Regions from separate parts of the Mus musculus genome. Here region 2 is linked to region 1. The links are chromatin loops, found by intact Hi-C in ENCODE. Cell type or tissue: heart. All regions are shown on one strand. Each heading gives the region's core, and the rest is flanking DNA. Links, peaks and the distances in the headings are about the cores only. Region 1 holds the start of Ythdc1 (YTH domain containing 1). Region 2 overlaps Rufy3 (RUN and FYVE domain containing 3).

What was found. Peaks named below come from ENCODE experiments on the same cell type or tissue, not always from the same donor. Only the 100,000 strongest peaks of a DNase experiment are listed, where the experiment ranks them.
Region 2: a loop joins it to region 1, with 6 times the contacts of the local background. A loop is called at or near these places in 3 of 42 quality-filtered maps.

The regions. Positions count from the first base shown.
Region 1 is chr5:86,798,178-86,808,503 of GRCm38, reverse strand. Ythdc1 (YTH domain containing 1) reads right to left here and starts at 4,238. Exons shown (of 17, transcript NM_001347375.1): 1 at 3,913-4,238. The coding sequence starts at 3,940. In heart, for the core only: no CTCF peak of the experiment used is centred there; a DNase peak (open chromatin) is centred at 4,303; H3K4me3 peaks cover 2,562 bases; H3K27ac peaks cover 2,008 bases.
Region 2 is chr5:88,570,195-88,580,520 of GRCm38, reverse strand. All of the region lies in intron 1 of Rufy3 (RUN and FYVE domain containing 3), which reads right to left. Among named protein-coding and RNA genes, the nearest start is that of Gm42107, 9.8 kb to the right of the region's middle. In heart, for the core only: no CTCF peak of the experiment used is centred there; no DNase peak of the experiment used is centred there; H3K27ac peaks cover 406 bases.

The sequences.
Region 1 (10,326 bases), core at 1,227-9,226:
TTAGACAGAAATAAAAGCAGGATTTTAGAAGTAGCTTAGCCTTAGATGTTATATCCTGCAAGAGTAATTCTAAAATGAAGTTCCAAAAATTTAAATGACTTAACCAAACAAATTCTCATAACTCTGCATGGAGAGGTCATAAACTTTAATTCCTGAAAGATTGGTTTAACAGAGTAAACTCTACACAAACATTGAAGGTAAACCTATACAAAATACTATTTATTTCAGGTCAGCATCAGATCAAGAGTACTTAAGAAAACTGAGATGGGGGGCTGGTGAGATGGCTCAGCGGTTAAGAGCACTGACTGCTCTTCCGAAGGTCCTGAGTTCAAATCCCAGCAACCACATGGTGGCTCACAACCATCCGTAATGAGATCTGACACCCTCTTCTGGTGCATCTGAAGACAGCTACAGTGTACTAATGAATAATAATAAATAAATCTTTAAAAAAAAAAAAAAAGAAAAGAAAACTGAGATGTTAAATACACATTTTCAAACCCAGGCCAGGAATTTTTCTTCAATTCACTTATGACAGTTTCAGTGAGGTAAAAACAAGGCAACAGGATGTCCAGCAATCTCTTCCTTTTGCTATCAAGCAAAGTATATTTACATCAGGATAATCCCTCAAATAAATTTCAGTCATTAAAAGACACCATTCTTCTAAATGTGTCAGTGTGTTTTGCCTACATGTAAACATGTGTGGACTATGAGCAAATCTGGTGGATATCAGACATTGGACCCTGGAATTGGAGTAAGGAACAATGGTAGTTGACATGTGGGTTCTGGGAACCAAACTAGGGTTTTCACAAAAGCAAACAACTATACTTTGCTACTGAGCTATACTTCCAGCCTGAAAACAACTATTCTTCTAAATGATGTCCAGAGACTTGAAGAGAGACCTTCCCATCAATATTTTCCACCTTCCATATAACCAACTGGCACCCAAAGATAGTATCTCTTTATTTTCCCACTTCTACTACCAGTAAACTAAAACAAGATCCAAAATGAAAGGAGATGTAAATCAAACCCATACTGTTTTATAGAGCCCTTCCTCAAGCAACTAGCTCCCAACAGTGCTAGCCACAGCATGTATACAGGTTTATACACGCTATATACACAGAAGCTTGTGTGTATGATGCATGAGAGTAAGTAAAACTCAGCTCTGTACTTTACAATGCTTATGCTGTTATTCATTAAAGTCGAACCACATAAATATTTAAGGAACAGAGGACACAATACTTTAAAAGATACCTACAAACAAGACAATCACACCCCTTGCCCTCCTGAAGCTTTCGATCTGGAAATGTAGACAATTACTTACAAAAGCAAAAATTCATACACATTTTGGGTTAACTATTCTTTGTAGACTATATCCTGTAGGGATTCAAATAAAATTCATGTAAAATGTTTATCAGAAAAGATGTGCATTTCTTCATCATAGAGAAAAATCCATGGAATACACAAGGTGCTGTTGTTTCCCAGTATTATTTTTAAAAAACTCACATTAACAGTCAACTTTTTGGACAAATCAACACAAAAATAGCAGGGAGCTGGTAGACTATCCAAGTATAGAGGATTAACTGAAACATTACAGGAATTGATGTTTATTACAAAGCCCAATAAATTAAGAATTCCTATGACTCTAAAATTCATTGTGATTAACACGCATAATTGCAACTTTCTTATTTTCTGAGACTTGTTTTTTAATCAAGAGTTTCCAAAAGTTATGAATTTATTAAAGGCTTAAGTTTTAGCATGATTAAGATTCCTTTTTATGGGACATTTCTCTTCTCCCATAAAAAGGAATCTTACCTGCTCCAGAACTCATTCTGTAAACCAAGCTGGCTTTGTACTCAAGAGATCTACTTGCCTCTGCCTCCTAAGTGCTGGGATTAAAGGCCTACATTGCCACCATTATGACTAAGATTCTTATAATCTTCGTACTTTCCTGTTAAACACATAACAAATGATACAAATTTCTCTTAACATTCTCACTTTTCTTTAAGTATTACTTATTCGGTTTTTTTGTTTTGGTTTTTTGTTTTTTCGAGACACGGTTTCTCTGTGTAGTCCTGACTTGTCCTGGAACTCACTCTGTAGACCAGGCTGGCCTCGAACTCGGAAATCTGCCTGCCTCTGCCTCCCAAGTGCTGGGATTAAAGGTACTTATTCGTTTTAATACTGACTTTCATAGGTGAGTGACAATGATCAAGTAACACTAAGCACTTCCAGTAGGTATTTACTAGCTGCTAGTATAGAGAAATAATCTTGATTTTAACTATAAAAAAGTCACTTGTACCAGAAAATTCAAATAAAGCACAATTAGAAAAATTAAGTTTTAAAAAACTATTTCCAAATATTCTAAGCATTGGTGACGAATGACATCACAACTCAATAATCGAGTTTTTGTGTTTAAAGTGCATCTTCAATATTAAGTCCACTTCTAAAAGCAAATGATCATTACTTCACTGTGCATTGTTGTATATTACTGATTTCTAAATTATCTTCACTTTAATAGAAACTATACTGACAACTGAATTTTAATCGCTTTTGTGTTTGGTTCATCTACCATGGCAGCCACCAAAACTACTAAGTCATAAATCTTATCCTGCCAATCAAAGGTTGAAAGGATCTTCAGGTTTTTTTTTTTTTTTTTACAACTGACTTTATATAATAAGATAGTCCTTTATTCACTATCAGAATTCTTCCTTCACAGTCCTTCAGAATGTCTCGAGGAACAGGTTTAGTTTCAGAATAAAAAATAAACTGCAATGTGTGCATCGAGAATTGCTTCAACTGGGCAGTGATGGCACATGCCTTGCACTCAGGAGGCAGAAGCAGGCAGATCTCTCAAGTTTGAGGCCAGCCTGTCTGCAAATCAAGTTCCAGAACAGGCAGGGCTACATGGAAACCATGTCCCTAAGGGGGGGGGGGGGGGGAGGATGCTTATGACAAAGACAGATCTTTAAACATATTCCCACTCAAGACAGACCAGAAAAGTGGAAAAAAGCTTTAATGACTGTTCAGCCCACTTAACAAATCTCCACCTCAAATTTAATGAGCCACAAGCAGAGATTTGTGAAATGCAGGGCAGCAAGTGTGCACTATTTTCTTCTAAGACTGTCGCGATAGTCCCAGAGCTGAGAACTCTCTCAAGACTGCATCCCATCTAGACGAGTATCTTCTATGGTCTGGATCCTATACTGGCATCTGTGGTCTCTATATAGTATTTCAGAAGAAATGACATTTTATCAACTAAAATGTTTTCTTTTTATCTTTCCAAGTCTCTCTAGCCTCCACCTACGTATTCCTCGCTGAATCTTTTGAGAACTCTGCACTATTCTGGGAGATCCGTTGCTAGGACTTTTGGAAGAAGGGGCATGGGTGTTTGTTTGTTTGTTTGTTTTTTTCCTAATATCTTTCTTTCCAAAGTAAATACTCGAGGAATAAAAGAAGCGATTCTTAGCTTATCCAAAAGATCAGTGAGAAGCTACTTACAGGTATTTCTCATGATTAATAATCCACCTGAATGAATTAAACTAGTCTACTCACTAGTCTAACAATGCTAACTGTGACGTTATTTTCGAAAAAAGTCAACCAAAAAGACGACAGTTCAGAAAAATACGCATTACATCCGCATAATCCGGCCAGGAAACGTGCCCGGGGGCAAGTTCCTCAAAGCAAGCCCTCTCCCAACCGCTCCCGGGAGTGACGAGAGAAGCAAAGCCCTGGTCGAGGTGGGAGCCGCCGCAGAGACGAGGACGCCGGGCCCAGCAGGCCAGGCCTCGCAAGGAGCGGGTCACGATGCGGCCGCCTGCTCTGCGCGAGGCCCTAACCTCCCGCCTCGCCCGCAGGCCGCGGCTCCTAGGTCCCCTCGCCCGGCCGCCCCGAGGCCCCGTCCTCCACACTCACCTTTCTCCTCCCGGCTGTCGGCCGCCATGGCTGCCCTCCGGCTTCCGCCGCCGCCACCGCCGCCGCCGGGACGCGAGTCGCGCGGGCGCCGCAGACGCGGCCGCAGGCGCACGAGTCCGTCCGTCAGTCCGTCCGGCGGGCCGCGCGCTTCGACCTGACCTGCTCCACTCAGCTTCCTACGCGCAACCCTTCCTCCCGTGCTCTGGTTCTCTTCCCGCCTGGCTCTCTGGCCTCGGTCGGCGCGGGCTTCAGCCTTCCTGTTGGGGTTCGGCCACCACAGAGACAAGGGGGAGGAGAGAGACACAGATGGCGACGCCGGGCGGCGCTAAAATGGAGCCTGCTTCCTGCGCGAAACAATCCCGCTCCCGAAATGCCTTGCGCTGTTTACGCTCTGTGCCTCTCGCGGAACGTCACAGTGCGGGGAACCGGGGCGGGGGCGGAGGCGGGGACGGGGACTGGAGCGAGAAGCGGGACGTAAGAGGGCGTGACTTCGGCACGTCGTCCCGCCCCGCGCGCAAACTTGACGTCCAGGGAACCGCCCTCGTTCCAGAGGATAATCGGTATTTAGGCTTCTCTGCTGTGCTTCCTACAGCTCAAGGATGCAGACATCTCACCAGAAACGTTTGGAAGGCCTTGAATGGTTAGTGTGAGACACCATCAGAAAGGGTGTTATGTCTTTCTTTGGTTTTACGAGACAGGGTTTCTCTGTGTGGCCCTGGCTGTCCTGGAACTCACTCTGTAGACCAGGCTGGCCTCGAACTCAGAAATCCGCCTGCCTATGCCTCCCAAGTGCTGAGATTAAAGGCATAAACCACCACTGCCCGGCTATGTCTTTTTTATATATTTAATTTTCTTTTATTTGATTAGTAGTGTCTACTACTTCTTTTTAAATATTGTTCTAGGACCAGGGGTTAAGAATAGCTTTATTGTTGGGTGGTATTTGGGCTCATCTTTAATCCCAGCACTGGAGAGGCAGAGGCAGAGGCAGAGGCAGGAGGATCCCTGTGAGTTCGAGGCCATCCTGGCATACAGATTGAGTTCCAAGACACCCATGGCTACACAGAAACCCTGCTTCAAAAATAAACAAACAAATGTGTTCTCCCTCAAAGGAAGTCTGAGTTTATCTTCTAGTTAAGGCAGCCAAGGTTTGAGTAAACAAATTGAAAGTTGTGCTGACGCCAGGAGTGGTGGTGCACACCTTGAAACCCAGCATTCTGAAAGCAGAGGCAGGGGAATCTCTGAGTTAGAGCCCAGCCTGGTCTATAGAGTGAACAGTACTGGGATAGCCAGGGCTACAGTGAAACCTTAGCTCAAAAGAAAAACAAACAAAAAAAAATGGAAAGGAAGAAAAAAGACAAAAGGGAAAAAGAAAATTGTGAACTTTATTAAAAAAAAAAAAAGCTAGCTAGAAAAGGGTGATGCATACCTTTAATCCTCCCATTAGGGAGGAGGCAAGCAGATATCTGAGTTCAAGAACAGCCTGGTCTACAAAGCAAGATCCAAGACAGCCAGGGCTACACAGAGAAACCTTGACTTGGAAAACAGAGAGAGAGACAGACAGACAGACAGACAGACAGTTGCTATAGTGATAAGACCCCTTTTTATGGAGAAAAGCTAGTACAGAGGCCCTCCTGTGGAGGTGAAGACTGATGGTAAAAGATAAGAGACAATAACAAATAAGCACTAATTGTCTTCGGAAAGCACATACAAAGACTTTATGAAGATCTGAGGGGCATTCCAGTAACCAGGAATGGAGGTGAATGAAGATCTGCGGGGCATTCCAGTAACCAGGAATGGAGGTGAATGAAGATCTGCGGGGCATTCCAGTAACCAGGAATGGAGGTGAATGAAGATCTGCGGGGCATTCCAGTAACCAGGAATGGAGGTGAATGAAGATCTGAGGGGCATTCGAGTAGCCAGGAATGGAGGTGAATGAAGATCTGCGGGGCATTCCAGTAACCAGGAATGGAGGTGAATGAAGATCTGCGGGGCATTCCAGTAACCAGGAATGGAGGTGAATGAGAAGACAAGTACTGAGATGATGTTTGACAAAAGTCACTGCCCACTGGTGGTGGCATCACATGCCTTTAATCCAAGCACTTGGGAAGCTGAAGCGCAGATCTCTTGGATTTTAGGCCTGCGTAGTCTAAAAGCAAGTTCCAGGACAGCCAGGGCTACACAGAAAAACCAAACCAAACAAACAGTAGTACGAGATCTTCAGGGAAAATAACTTGGAGTAAGCCTACTGAAAGGTAGGAAGTGAAAACACCCTGGATACTCCAAAGAACCATCCTATAGAATGTAAAAGCAAGTCTACACACGTAGACTTGTAGTTTGAGCTGCTTGTCAGAATCCCTTGGATGATAGTAGAAGACCAGCCAGTCACATTTACCACTTTTGGTTTTATTTCTTGGGAAAGCCTCACTTTCTCAAAAAGTATATTCTTGACTCTCTAGAATTCCATGACCCTCATGCGTCCACCTCACAAGAGCCGGTACATCCTAGCATACTGGGGTTTATAACACTTGGATAGAGAGAAACGATCACTTATTCTGTCTTTCCCATTCAAATTGTAACTTAGAGGTACCAAAATAAGTAACTGGTAATGCCAATGTGCCATAGTCAAAGAGCCATACAACTAAGACATCACCATTTTGCAATCACTAATGAAATAAACATCACTGCAACTAGCTATGTGTAATACATTATATGTACATATAGTAATTAAATAAAACTGGGTGTGGTGGCAGAGGCCTTTAATCCTAGCATGGAGGAGACAGAGGCAGGCAGATCTCTGAGGCCAGCATGGTCTACATAGTAAGTTTCAGGGCAGCTAGGGCTACACAGGGAAACCCAGTCTTAAATAAACAAAAGACAACAGTAGAAAATCAGATGCTAGGTGCCTCCTCGTATTAGGACTTCTATCTATGGTGACTCGTTGTATTGTCAATTTGACTAGACTCTGAATTATCTAGATTGGTGAGGCACACTTGGGTGTTGTAAGTTATGGTATCTGCTCAGAAGCCCCAAGACCAAATTCTCAACAAAAAGGAGATATTTACTTGCCTCAGAAGAGCAGAGGTTAAGAGATAGAGGATGTGGAAGAAGGAAAAGGGGACAAGAGAGAGGGTGCAGGGGTATTTGTCCTGGAAGAGAAAGGACTGCCTGTAGATAGAAAACAGATGTGGCTTATAGGCAAATGGCAATTTATAAAGGGAAAAGGGAAAATCCCATATTAGAATGAGGTGTTTCATTTTAATTGGGCATGTTAATTAGGTGAGATAAAGAAAGCTTTTGATTGCTGCTCTTCAATACTCATAGCTGGACTTTGGTAGTCAGCTTTAGGAGGAAGAAGTGGCCAAATAAGTAATTAGACCTTGGTGGCTAGTTTTAGGAATGTAATCTAATGGTTTTCAGCAAGACTAAAGAAATGGTATAAAAGGGCAAGGCCTGCCAGAGCCTCCCGCTCAAGTGGGATCGTGTCCCTTCAGGTATGTCTGAGGTGTTACATAACAGTAGTTTTCTCTGACAAAGTGTGGAATAGAGACTGAAGGAAAGGCCATTCAGAGACAGTCCCACCTGGGGATCCATCCCACATACAGTTACCAAACCCAGACACTATTGCTGATGATAAGAAGTGCTTACTGACAGGAGCCTGATATAGCTGTCTCCTGAGAGGCTGTGCCAGAGCCTTACCAATACAGATGTGGATCTTTGCAGCCAACCATGGAGCTGAGCAGTGGGACCCCAATGGAGGAGTTAGAGGAAAGACTGAAGTAGCTGAAGGGGTTTGCAACCCATAGGAAGAACAACAATATCAACTAACCAGATACCTCAGAGCTCTCAGGGACTAAACCACTAACCAAAGAATACACATGGAGGGGCCCATGGCTCTAGTTGCATATGTAGCAGAGGATAACTTTATCTGGCATCAATGGTAGGGAAGGCCCTTGGTCCTGTGAAAGCTCGATGCCCCACAGTAGGGAAATGCTAGGGTGTAAGATGTGAGTGGGTGGGGTAGGTGGAGGGGAGCACCCTCATAGAAGATGGAAGGAAGGGGGCATGGGATGGGGGCTTGTGAAGAGAAAAACAGGAAGGGGGGATAACATTTGAAATGTAAATAAATAAAATAACCAATAAAAATTAAAAAAAAAAACAATTTCCTCTGAGATTGAAACATTCCATCCTTCAGGGACAGAAACAGTAATCAGAAAGAGTAAACAATTCAAACTAACTCAGGAAGTCCCTGAAATTTACCACATTCTCTAGGGTCCTCTACCTGCCAGAGAAAACAATAAAAGGCATGCGTCACTCTCAGACAAGCCAGCCTTGCAAAGAAGACTCTGAGACCAGATAAGCTGCCTGAAAGAGATTTAGAACCACTGAGATACTTAGAACAGACATTCCTTTCCAAACTTTTGAGCTGCCTACAGGCTGGGCATTGTGTCCCAGGTTCCCAGCTTTTGTGAGCTGTCACCCATGCTTGGGAGGATTTTGGTGATATACCTGTCTTTGAGTCATTTCTGCTCCTATAAGTAATCTCAATAAAACTCATTGGTTCACCAACTTACTTTCTTTGGGCTGTCATGTGTTCCCTATCTGGGGATGAATAGACATCTCCCCAAGAAAAGTTGTATCAAATAACATGAGGGTATTTGAGACAATTTACTAAGAAGGAAAGTGACTCCTTCTATCTGAGTCCCCCATCTCACTGGCCGAGGCTGGAATGGAATAAAAGGAGGACAAAGAAGGTGGCTCTGGGTGCATATACCACACTTACTTCTGCTTCTTGTTCCCTCTGACATAACCTGCTCTACCGTACCCTCTCTAGCATGATGGACTGAACCTGAGAAACCAGCAGCCACAAATAGTTCCTCCATATGCATTGTTTTATTAGGAATTTGTGAGGCAATTAAAAACCACCCTAATATGCTATCTATAATCTTGCAAAAAGTCAAACCTAGATCTCATAAAGGCTATATAGACTGAACATAACACAACTCCAGCCCCCTTGAGTAATAGCTGCCGTGATGATCTCTGAATAATATTTGTGAATTTTCTGTGTGTACTGTCTATAGGTGTCTTAGTTAGGGTTTTGCTGCTGTGAACAGACACCATGACCAAGGCAAGTCTTATAAAAACAACATTTAATTGGGGCTGGCTTACAGGTTGAGAGGTTCAGTCCATTATCATCAAGGTGGGAACATGGCAGCATCCAGGCAGGCATGGTACACTGATTCCTAGGCAACTAGGGTGAGGATCTTAAGCCCACACCCACAGAGGCATACCTACTCCAACCAGGTCACACCTCCAAATGGTGCCACTCCCTGGCCCAAGAATACACAAACCATCCCAATAGGTGTCCAAGGTCTTGAAATTTTGATATGTCATCTGAGAACAAATTCATCTGTATTCATTGCTATCCTGGGGTCCATGTGGGTTTGTGATGCACCCTGAACACATCTACTAAAAAAAGCTATTAGAGTAACTGGCAGAGTTTTAAAACATACATACATTGACTATAGTTGTTTGGATTAGAGTAAAACTCCAGTCTAAGACTAGAGGAAAAGCAGAAACACTGAGAAATGAGTGATTCAATGTCCTATTCTAAGGTCTATCTCAATAACAGTGAATATCAATAACATTATGATAATCAGATATGAGAAAATGGAAACCATGAATAAAAAAGGAATACATGTGTAGAATAAAGTGCTTTTGATAAGAAAAGGCATGACAATCGTTAAAAAAGGTTATAGGTATAGTAGCATACACCAGTAATTCTAGTATTCAAGAGACAGATAGGCGATATCTCTGAATTCAAGACCAGCCTGGCCTACATAGAGAGAGAGAGAGACCCGTCTTTAAAAAAAAAAAAAAAGAAAAAAGCTATCATTGCAATGATTAAGTTTTCCATTTTTATTTCATTTTAGAGATTATATTCTTTCTCCCTCTGTTTCCTCTCTCCAAACCCCCTCACTCTTTCAAATCCATGTCCCCTCTTTGGATAAATAGTTGTGACATGCATCTATCTATACACATAAGTATGTGTGTATATACCATTTCTAAATATTTCCATCTGCATAATGTTACTCCTATCCATATTTTCAGTGCTTTCTATTTGGTATTGGACAAATAATTGGTGTGCTCCTCCCTGGAGAAGACTATTTCTTCTGATCTCAGCCTTCCTCAGTTGCCTGTAGTTCTCTGTGTAGAGTTAAGGCCTCATGGACTTTCCCAATCCACTTTGGCATGCCCTTTTCCTCCTCATGGTTAGGCAATCATGTTGGTGAGAGTTTCTGGGTGTAGCATCTGACATTACTAGGAGATACAATCTCACAGCAAACACCTCTGGCTGGTACCATCTCTCCACCCACCCCCTCTTCCACCATGTTCCCTAAGTGGCAAGTGTTGGGG
Region 2 (10,326 bases), core at 1,257-9,256, 1.8 Mb before region 1:
TTTTTCTCATTTGTACTATCTGTCCATGAGCAGGGCGGATGGACGGGTGGATCGACGGACACCACAGCCTGCTCACACAGCTTGGCCTTTCTACAGAGTGACTCTGAGCAAGCACGATGCACATCTCAGTTGGAAGTTACATTTCTCTTACAGTGGATTGTGGTTCACACTCAGATGTGGCTATTACAAGACAGATGCTGACTTGTGAGGGGCTAATGCCCCTGTAGTGCAGGATGGAAAATTACTCAACAGAATGGTGTCACTCACTGAATTTCAGTTTTCTGTTAGGGACTTAACAAATGCCACAGGGAACTCTTCTGAGCATCCTGCAAAGCAGACACTGGTCCCTCCTCATACACACAAGGAGCTGGCCCAGGAACATGCAAAGGCCAGGCGGCTGGTTTGCTCCTCCACACTGCTCTGTCTAGGTGCTCCCACCCCACCCCACCCCACCCCACCCGAAGCTGTGTTTTCTCTGACATTCTTCATCTTCAGGTATTCAGACAAGGCTCTTGGAAAGATCCTCAACAGGAGCTTCAATTCCCTTATCTGAAGAGTCTTTTTAAAAATAATTTTTTTCAGTTCACACCCTAAAGTCTCCCAAACCATTTCTTTACCCACTTCAGTCACTTACACACTGTCACTGCCACTTCAGTCCCTCAACTTACACACTGAACCCAGGTTTTTCATGAACGGCATTTTTCTGAGAAAGAGAGAACCCAGGGTACAGTTTTCCTGTTGTGTAGTGGCAAGGGCTAACACAAATCCCTCAGGCACCATGACCTGAAGTCTCAACTGGGGAGAGCTGGAACCCACCTCATTCAGTCCCCTTTACTCAGGGGGATGTCTAAATTAAGAACAAATGATACACGCAGAAGCAGGAGACAGGTAAAAGAAGGGGGAGTCAACTTGTAAAATGATACATTGTGACATATTTTAAATAAGTACTTCATGGGCCAAGTGGTGGTGGCCATGGCGCACACCTTTAATCCCAGCACTGGGAGGCAGAGGTAGGTGGCTCCCTGTGAGTGTGAGGCCAGTTTGGTATACAGAGTGTATCTGGGGACAGCCAGGGATGCACAGAGAAGCCAGTTCTCAAACAACGACAACAAAATAAAACAACAAAACACCCAAAAAGCAGAACAAACAGAAAGAACTATTTCAATGCACAATTTTAATTCTGCAAAGAATTAACTAGTATCTGTAAAACTATTGCTCAGCTGGAGAAAGGGAAGACCAAGACTTACAAGGGGCTACCACTTTCTGTCTCTCCTGACTGTCTTTAGTTTCCAATTTAACTGCAATAGTAACAGTTCTCAGCCTTTCCTTTCAATGATTGTCTTTGTTTTCTGTGTGTGTGCTGGCTGGGTCTGTGTGTCAATTCCAACACAAGCTGGAGTTATCACAGGGAAAGGAGCTTCAGTTGGGGAAGTGCCTCCATGAGATCCAGCTGTAAGGCATTTTCTCAATTAGTGATCAAGGGGGAAAGGCCCTTGTGGGTGGGACCATCTCTGGGCTGGTAGTCTTGGTTCTATAAGAGAGCAGGCTGACCAGGCAGTGGTGGCACACGCCTTTAATCCCAGCACTTGGGAGGCAGAGGCAGGTGGTTTTCTGAGTTCGGGCCAGCCTGGTCTACAGAGTGAGTTCCAGGATAGCCAGGGCTACACAGAAACCCTGTCTCGAAAATCCCACCCCCCTCCCCCAGAAAGCAAGCAAGCAAGCAAGCAAGCAAGCAAGCAAGCAAGCAAGCAAGCAAGCAAGCTGAGCAAGCCAGGGGAAGCAAGCCAGTAAGTAACATCCCTCCATTGCCTCTGCATCAGCTCCTGCTTCCTGACCTGCTTGAGTTCTAGTCCTGACTTCCTTTGGTGATCAACAGCAATAAGGAAAGTGTAACCTGAATAAACCCTTTCCTCCCCAACTTGCTTCTTGGTCATGATGTTTGTGCAGGAATAGAAACCCTGACTAAGACAAATTGGTACCAGCATAGTGGGGTATTCCTGTAACAACCTGGCCATGTTTTGTTTTGGGGAGGACTTTGGAACTTTAGGCCAGAAGATCCATTCGGTGTTAAGAGCTCTGTGGGATGTTGTGTAGGAGCATGGAAGATAATGTTGAGAACAGTGCAGAAGATGGAGGCCTGGCTTGTGTAATTTCAGAGGGAAACTTAAAGACTCTTTTCAGGTTCATTGCTATTTTGATTGGGAAGATTCTGTGGTTCTGGTTAGCTGGGGCTGAAGAATCAACTGTGATTAACAAGATACTAGAACCACTAAAGTGAAAACTTTGCATTACTGGGACTATTGATGCTGGTTAGCTGGAGCTGAGAAATTAGCGGTGATTAAGAAGAGACCAGCATCATTGAGGTGACATCTTCTGGGAAGTGTTTTCTGAGAGCACAGAGGCTGTGTTTCAGAGATAACCAAGGTTTTACTTAGTGCTGCAGCAGGACTTGGTAATGTGTAAGAGTCACCCAGGTGGTACTGGTTTTGAAGGCATGAAGGGGTCATGCAGAGCAGCTGAGGCTCGGCACTGTGATAGGCCATGGAAGACCATTGGTAAAGGTGCGGCCTTAGTTGCAATTGATGGCCCAGGACAGAAGGGGTCATGCAAAGGAGTTGAAGGCTTGGCACCATGAAGAGAGCCTATGAGAGGCTGTTGGTGAAGCCTAGTTACAGAGGAAGACAGCAGTGTTTTGGAGATGCCAGTACCATGAGATGACCATCAAGAACAGCAGCAGCAGTGGAGTACAGGCAGCTGGAGCCTAGAAGACAAGATGTGTGCTACAAAGGACATGGCCGGAGAAGTGACCCAGGCCCTTGGAAAAGCCCAGAAGATCGTGAGTTGGATCCCAGACATTGGACAGTTGGAGTTTGATTTTTGCTTTTGATTGTGACTGTGCCCTGATATTTTTCCCTCTTGAAGGAAGAGAGTATTTTAGTGGAGCCCACAGTTAAGAGACTTTTAATTGTATAAAGACTTTGAATTTTAAAAGATATTGGATATTTTAAAGGGATTGAACTTTTAATATATAAAGACTGTGGGACTTTTAAAGTTATTGAGATCTTGGGGATGAATAAGAAAGTAAGGGTTAAGGCTTAATAGTGATGTGTTTGTGTGTCAAGTTGACAAGGGGTCAATTGTACTGGCTGGTTTTGTGTGTCAACTTGACACAGGCTGGAGTTATCATAAGGAAAGGAGCTTCAGTTGGGGAAGTGCCTCCATGAGATCCAGCTGTAAGGCATTTTCTCAATTAGTGATCAAGGGGGAAGGTCCCCTTGTGGGTGGTGCCATCTCTGGGCTGTAGTCTTGATTCTATAAGAGAGCAGGCTGAGCAAGCCAGGGGAAGCAAGCCAGTAAGTAACATCTCTTCATGGCCTCTGCATCAGCTCCTGCTTCCTGACCTGTTTGCGTCCCAGTCCTGACTTCTTTTGGTGATGAACAGCAACATGGAAGTGTAAGCTGAATAAACCCTTCCTCCCCAACTTGCTTCTTGGTCATGGTGTGTGTGCAGGAATAGAAGGCCTGACTAAGACAGTGTGTAAGGAGTTTGCTTGTATCCAGCTATGGTACGTGCACCAGTTTAGTTCCTGGATTCTGAGGAGACCAGAAAAGGGCATCAGATGCCAGGATCTGGAGTTACAGATGGTTGTAAGCTGCCATGTAGTTCCTGGGAACTAAAGCCAGGTCCGAGGTATGAGCAGCAAGTGTGTATCAGCTGAGCCATCTCTCCAGTCCCTGCTTACCTTCCGTTTAAGACACCTCTTCTGAATTTTGTGTATTATCTTAGAGCCAGGTGTGGTGGCACATACATAGAATCTCAAGCAGAAAGACCAAACTTTACATAGAAAATGAGGTCACCATTAGTCCCATAGACCTTTTTTAAAAAAGGAAGGAAGGAAGGAAGGAAGGAAGGAAGGAAGGACAAAACTATTACCTTACTTTAAAAATAAGATCACAAAGCCGGGCGTGGTGGCGCACGCCTTTAATCCCAGCACTCCGCAGGCAGAGACAGGCAGATTTCTGAGTTCGAGGCCAGCCTGGTCTACAGAGTGAGTTCCAGGACAGCCAGGGCTACACAGAGAAACCCGGTCTCAAAACAACAAAAACCCAAAACAAAAACAAACAAAAACTCTCCAAAGCCTTTCACTCAATATTGCACTTTTACTCTGTGTGTGTGTGTGTGTGTGTGTGTGTGTCACACACTCCTTCATGTGGAGGGGCTCTCATTGGCCTGGAGTTTACCAATTAAGCTAGGCTGGCTGGCCAACAAGTCTCAGGCTCCCTGCCAGGTCCAGCTGGTTTACATAGGGCCCTGATAATTGAATACAGGTCCTTTGATTTGTAAGGCAAGTTCTCTGCAGACTCAGCTCCACAGCTCAACAACATGAGGTCTGTACAGGGGCCCAAGGTCAATCTCAAGTGTTGTTCCCAAGGTGCCATTCACCTTGTTTGAAACAGGGTCTCTCCTTTGGCCTGAAGCTCACCAAACAGGCTAGGCTGGCTAGACAGAGCCCCAGGGATCCACCCATCTCTCTGCAGGGCTTACAGCATGTGTTACAACACCCAGCTTTTTCACACTGATTCTGGGGACCAAAACTGGCTCCTCCTGCTTGAGTAGCAAACACTTCACCTTTAAACTATATCCCTAGGCTTCCCCTCTCTCCATGTTCTGGAGACAGGGTTTCCTGTATTTCAAGGTGGCATGAACACACTATGTAACTGAGAATATTCAGAAATTATCCTCTGGAGGCCCCTGACAAGTTCTAAGATTCCAGGTCTGCAATACCACAGCTGCTTTATGCTCTGCTGGGGATGAACACGGGGCTCTGTGCCTGTGAGTCGTGTACAGAGAGCTCCACTGCTCATCCCTCCTTTACTTAACAAAGCTGTCTCCTGTTTTTAGTTCATTCCTATTCTGCACATAAGGGCGCCTTAAAAATCATCAATTTGTGCAACTAAATCAACTTGCAGATGCTCATAAAATTCTCTTTCCTAGTGCTTCTTTCTGGGCTTACAGTTTCACAACTTAAGAAAAATATTTTCCTATTTCACTATCGACTGCTGGCACAAAAGGGTATCTTGAACTAGTTGTCATCATTTTACTACTGTACAAAACTATGATTATGTCACAGCCACCTCCCTCCCAATATCTTTCTTCCCATAACCAAAATCTACTAGGTTTCTCGTCAGTTGTCAGATTTCTTCAATCTGAGGTTTACAATATGCTTGGTAAGCTCATTGTCAGTTTGCAGATATTAACCAAAGATGACAGTAAGCAATTATAAAATGATTGGGCCCAGGAAGCTGAGTTATCATTATTTTGTCAGAAGCAAATATCACCAGAGGACGGCAATGTCTCATCGTTACTTATTAAAATTAACCAGCTTAAGACCAGAAATGGCTTCTACCTTGGGATGTAGAACTGGCTTCATGGCTCAGTGGCAGCAAGCAAGGGCTTACACACACAGAGCTATCAGCAGCTAGCTACCAAGTGTCTGTGGGAAATTTATCCTCCCTTCACCTTGATTTGCTCAGCTGTAAAATGAAACTAAATTACCAGCTTTGCAGAGAACACAGCCCCAAGAGAAGAAATTCACGTGTTTTGCATATTATTTATAGATGTTGCTCAAAATAGTACCTACCAAATACCAGTCTCAATAGATGCTTATTGGTATAGAAATGTAATGCTAAAAGCACGCTCAATACACAAAAAGATATTTTCCACTGTTTAAAATCTTCAACCTTCAAATTTTTTCAGTTCTACAAAATCAAGCTAAAGGTATGTCTTAAGAAACAAAATTGTAAGCCAGGCATGGTGGCGCATGCCTTTAATCCCAGCACTCGGGAGGCAGAGGCAGGTGGATTTCTGAGTTCGAGGCCAGCCTGATCTATAAAGTGAGTTCCAGGACAGACAGAGCTACACAAAGAAACCCTGTCTCAAAAACAAACAAACAAAATCAAAAAAAATTGTAGCTGGGCAGTGATGGCACACGCCTTTGATTCCAGCACTCAGGGGGCAGAAGGAGGTGGATCTCTGAGTTTGAGGCCAGCCTGGTCTATACAGCCAGTTCTAGGGCATCAAGGATACATGGAGAAAGTCTGCCTTGATTCTATCTGGCTTTTCCCTCCCGTCCTTCCTTTTTGAAGGGGTCTTGCTATGTGTCCTAAGATGGTCTTCTCTTATGACCCTTTCTATCACAGCTTCCCATAGTACTTTTTCCATAGATATGAGTTCGGCATTAACACGTCCAGGGTAAGTACAGTGTGTTAACTACTGGAAATGCTGAAGAAAAACAAGGACAACACAAACAACCATAGGTATTCAAAAAGTTCCAAGGACCCAGTCACATATGGACTATTCAGTATTGTGTGTACGTATATGTATGTATGTATATGATGTATGTATAGGTATTTGATAGGCTATATACACTATTCTATCACATTTATGACTTACAGGTTTCATTTACTCACTCATTCATTCATTCTTAGCAGAATATGATTTTAATGAGCGGAGAAGGAACTCTAAGGGGCTGTTGCCTGAAAGACAGGCCCAGTCTAGGCCGAGACTCCAGATGCAGAAGGGAAGGAAGGTTCTTGGTGGAGCAAGTCATCTCTGGAAGCAGAAGGTTCCCAGCGAGTCCTGGGGCTAACACACAAACTGAGCAACCTTACCCATTTAACTGTTGTCTGATGTCCATTCCTCCCCCTCCCTCTCTTTTAAGATGGTCTCACTTTTCAGCCTTGGCTGGCCTGGAACTCACAGAGATCCACCTACCTCTGCCTTTGTCCATTCTTCACTAACAAATGGGAAACACCCTTAGCTACTTCAGCATTGGATAAAATGACCTATAAAGTGCCAGTACAGCCCTTGGCACAGAGCAAGCAGAGACAGGGTCAGCTCTGACTGTTACAGTAAGTGCTTCTGCTTCTGAGAATGGCCAGAACACAAACACGACTCTCTTCTCATGACGTCAGACTTGTAAGGATGGATGTTTACAAGAGTGACAGTGACTCAGAAGAAAGCTAAGAGGAGATGTGGAGAGAGTAGAGTGTGTACTGTGATGCTTTTCAAGTTGTGAGGAGGGAAGAGTGGCAGGTCAAAATTTACCAAGTATCACACTATAAATGACAGCACTGCGGAGAGTCCCTAAACAGATTCTACAGTTAAAGACTCGCATGCTGATGAACAACTTCTGCTTTCCCACACCGCTCGCCCCGCTTGTCTCTCTCCTTGTGCATGTAAAAGGATCCCCGCTATTCCTTCAAACCATCCCACCTCTGCCCCATCCCCAGTCGTTCCAACAGATGCTGAGTGTCCTCCGGGCCACCTGGTACCAAACAAGATTCGAGCCAGAAATCCACTCTGGCCAGCAGCCCTGGGAAGTTGAGAAAGACTAAGCGCCTTTTCACAACTATTCAGAAATAGTGTGGTGCACACCTGTAACCCCAGCTGAGAGGGATTAGAGGCAGGGGATCTCGGAAGCACAGCACGCCCCCGTCTTACAAGCACGCCACAACCATACAGCTACGCTACCGTCTCTGGACCGCTGCTTTGTAACTCTCAAAGTATTTCCTCTCGTACATTGCTTTTGTTTCTTTCTGTGCAGTGACTGAACCCAGGACCCCGTGCATGCTCAGTATAAGCTCCAGCCCTGAGCTCTACCCCGGGCCCACTGCAATTCAAACCAATTATTGGATGCTTACAGTTACAATGTACTGACTTCCCAAAACAAATTTGAAGGCCTGTACACAACCTACTTAGCATTATTGGGAGAAATTTTAATATTAATAGTGTTTGGGTAGCAGTATACTATTTGTAACATAGTATTGTTACACTGAATGTAAAATTCATTAAAATGAGATTTTAAGCCTGGTTGTGGTGACTTATGCCTTTAATCCCAGCAGAGGCAGGAGGATCTCTGTGAGTTCAGGAGCTCAGAGCTATATTGTGAGATACCCCCGACCCCCCCCCCCCACCCTCATACACACCAAACACACAAACAAATGCAACGAATAAAAAAATGCACATGGGTAGTCCTGTCTTGTAATCTCTCCTACTTTTGGGAAATTTTCCTTACTTTTCCCTATGTGTTTGCTGGGTTGTGGTGGCGCATGCCTTTAATCCCAGCACTTGGGAGGCAGAGGCAGGCAGATTTCTGAGTTCGAGGCCACCCTGGTCTACAGAGTGAGTTCCAGGACAGCCAGGACTACACAGAGAAACCCTATCTTGAAAAAACAAAACCCTGAAACTGTTGCTGTCAATCACATGTCCCATTTAACTGTCCCACACTGGTAGGTGCTAAGGAAAGAGTAGGGGAAGGAAAGGGGAGGGAGGCAGGAGAGAGGGGGAGGGACTGTCTGGGAGGACTGAGTGCTACAGCTTGGACAACTGTGGAGACTTTGCTGTATCCAGAGGGTGAGCAGGAAGTGGAAAGTGAAAATAAAGGAAACAGTGGAAGGAAAGAAACAGGGGCTTGATTTAGCCACCCACACCTCCAAAGCTCAGGATATCCCGAGTCATTTCAGCTGTGTGTGGAAAGGGCCACCTGCACGCTGGCCCTCCTAGGGGTGGACCCCAGTTCTCTAGTGGACACATTTTCCCTCTTTGGTATGGGTGCATTTATATGTTATATGCCATGTGACTAGATGGCATATAAAGGACTAGAAAATGGTTTTGCTTTGTTAACTCAGTTGAAAACGAATGGAACAATGAATCCCAGTATTGCTACCAGGACATTAATCTACAATGTACTATGAAGAAGCCATTCTTTAAAAAAGTCTCAGCCAGGCGTGGTAGCATATGCCTGTAGCCAACCTCAGCGTTTAAGAGGTACAGGCAGGAATGGGTCAATTTCAAGCCAGCCTGGGCTAGAGGAGACCCTTACTAAAAAAAATTAAGCAAATCAACCTGTTTCCAAAAAATGGGCATGTTCTGATGATCTGACTGTTCCTCTAAAAACCCTAGTTTAGGCAGACAGTTCTGTATCTACAAAATAAAGTATTTCTACCTTTTCAAAATGTAGAAAAGTATATAGGTGGTTTGAATTACAGACAACTAATATATACTCAACTCCTAATAAGGTGTATTTTTAAATGACTATGAACAATTAAAAAACAAGAAATGGGGCTAGAGAGATGGTGCTGGCTGCTCCTGCAGAGGAACCAGGCTCGATTCTCAGCACCCACATGGCGGCTCACAACTGTCGGAAACTCCAGCTGCAGAGGATCCGATGTTCTTTTCTGGACTCTGGGTTCTACTCATACACATGGTTTAGACACAGATGCAGGGAGGATACCCATATGTATATAATATAAGAATAAAAAAACCTTTTTAAAAAGAGGAGCAATAACAGCATATATTCATGGAAGATAAACTATATGTATAAAATCTGTACACATACACACACACACACACACACACACACACATACACGAAACCCTAAACATAAAACTGGCTTGCTGTGCCTCAACACCCATGCTGGGACATATTTGTAAGTCTAAAAGTTCCCTGCACACACTTTGGATTTGCAAGTGCATGCAAGAGAATCAAGTTACTCCCCAAGTCTATCATCAGCACAGTGATGGTTTGTATATGCTTGACCCAGGGAGTGGCACAGCTGGGAGGTATGGCCTTGTGGGCCTGGGCTTTAATGCCCTTGTCCTAGCTGCCGGGAAGTCAGACTTCCGCTAGCAGCCTTTAGATGCAGAAGTAGAACTCTTTAAATGAAGATGGAGAATCTTTTCCTGCACCATGGCTGCCTGGATGCTGCCATATTTCTACCTCGATGATGATGGACTGAACCCATGAATCTGTAAGCCAGCCCCAATTCAATGTCCTTTATAAGAGTTACCTTGGTCCTGGTGTCTGTTCACAGCAGTAAAACCTAAGACAAGCACTATCCAGGAATCCAGGAGCCAATCATGGCCCTGATTGGGTGTTCTTTGAAAAGGGTACTCATAGTGTCTCTTTTGAGATTCTTCCCCCACCCCTATCCCTCTTCCAGCTCCCTTTCAGTCTCAAACAGGCACACACAAGTACAGGGTGAGAGTGCTTTCTCTGGGAGTGACAGGCACTTTGTGTACTGATCTTACTGGAAGAAAATGACAAATGAGATATGGGTTCTTTGTTTGGCTTCATCTTAAAGGTGTGGCGCTCACCTTTACTTCCAGCACTCTGTAGGCAGAGGAAGGCAGATCCCTGAGTTCAAGGCCAGCCTAGTCTACAGAAAAAAAAAAGAATTATTACAAACAGACAAGCACCATCAATGACAAGCACAATGTTCAGCCTTCTGACTTTGCTACACAACCTTGCCATTTACAAAGTTG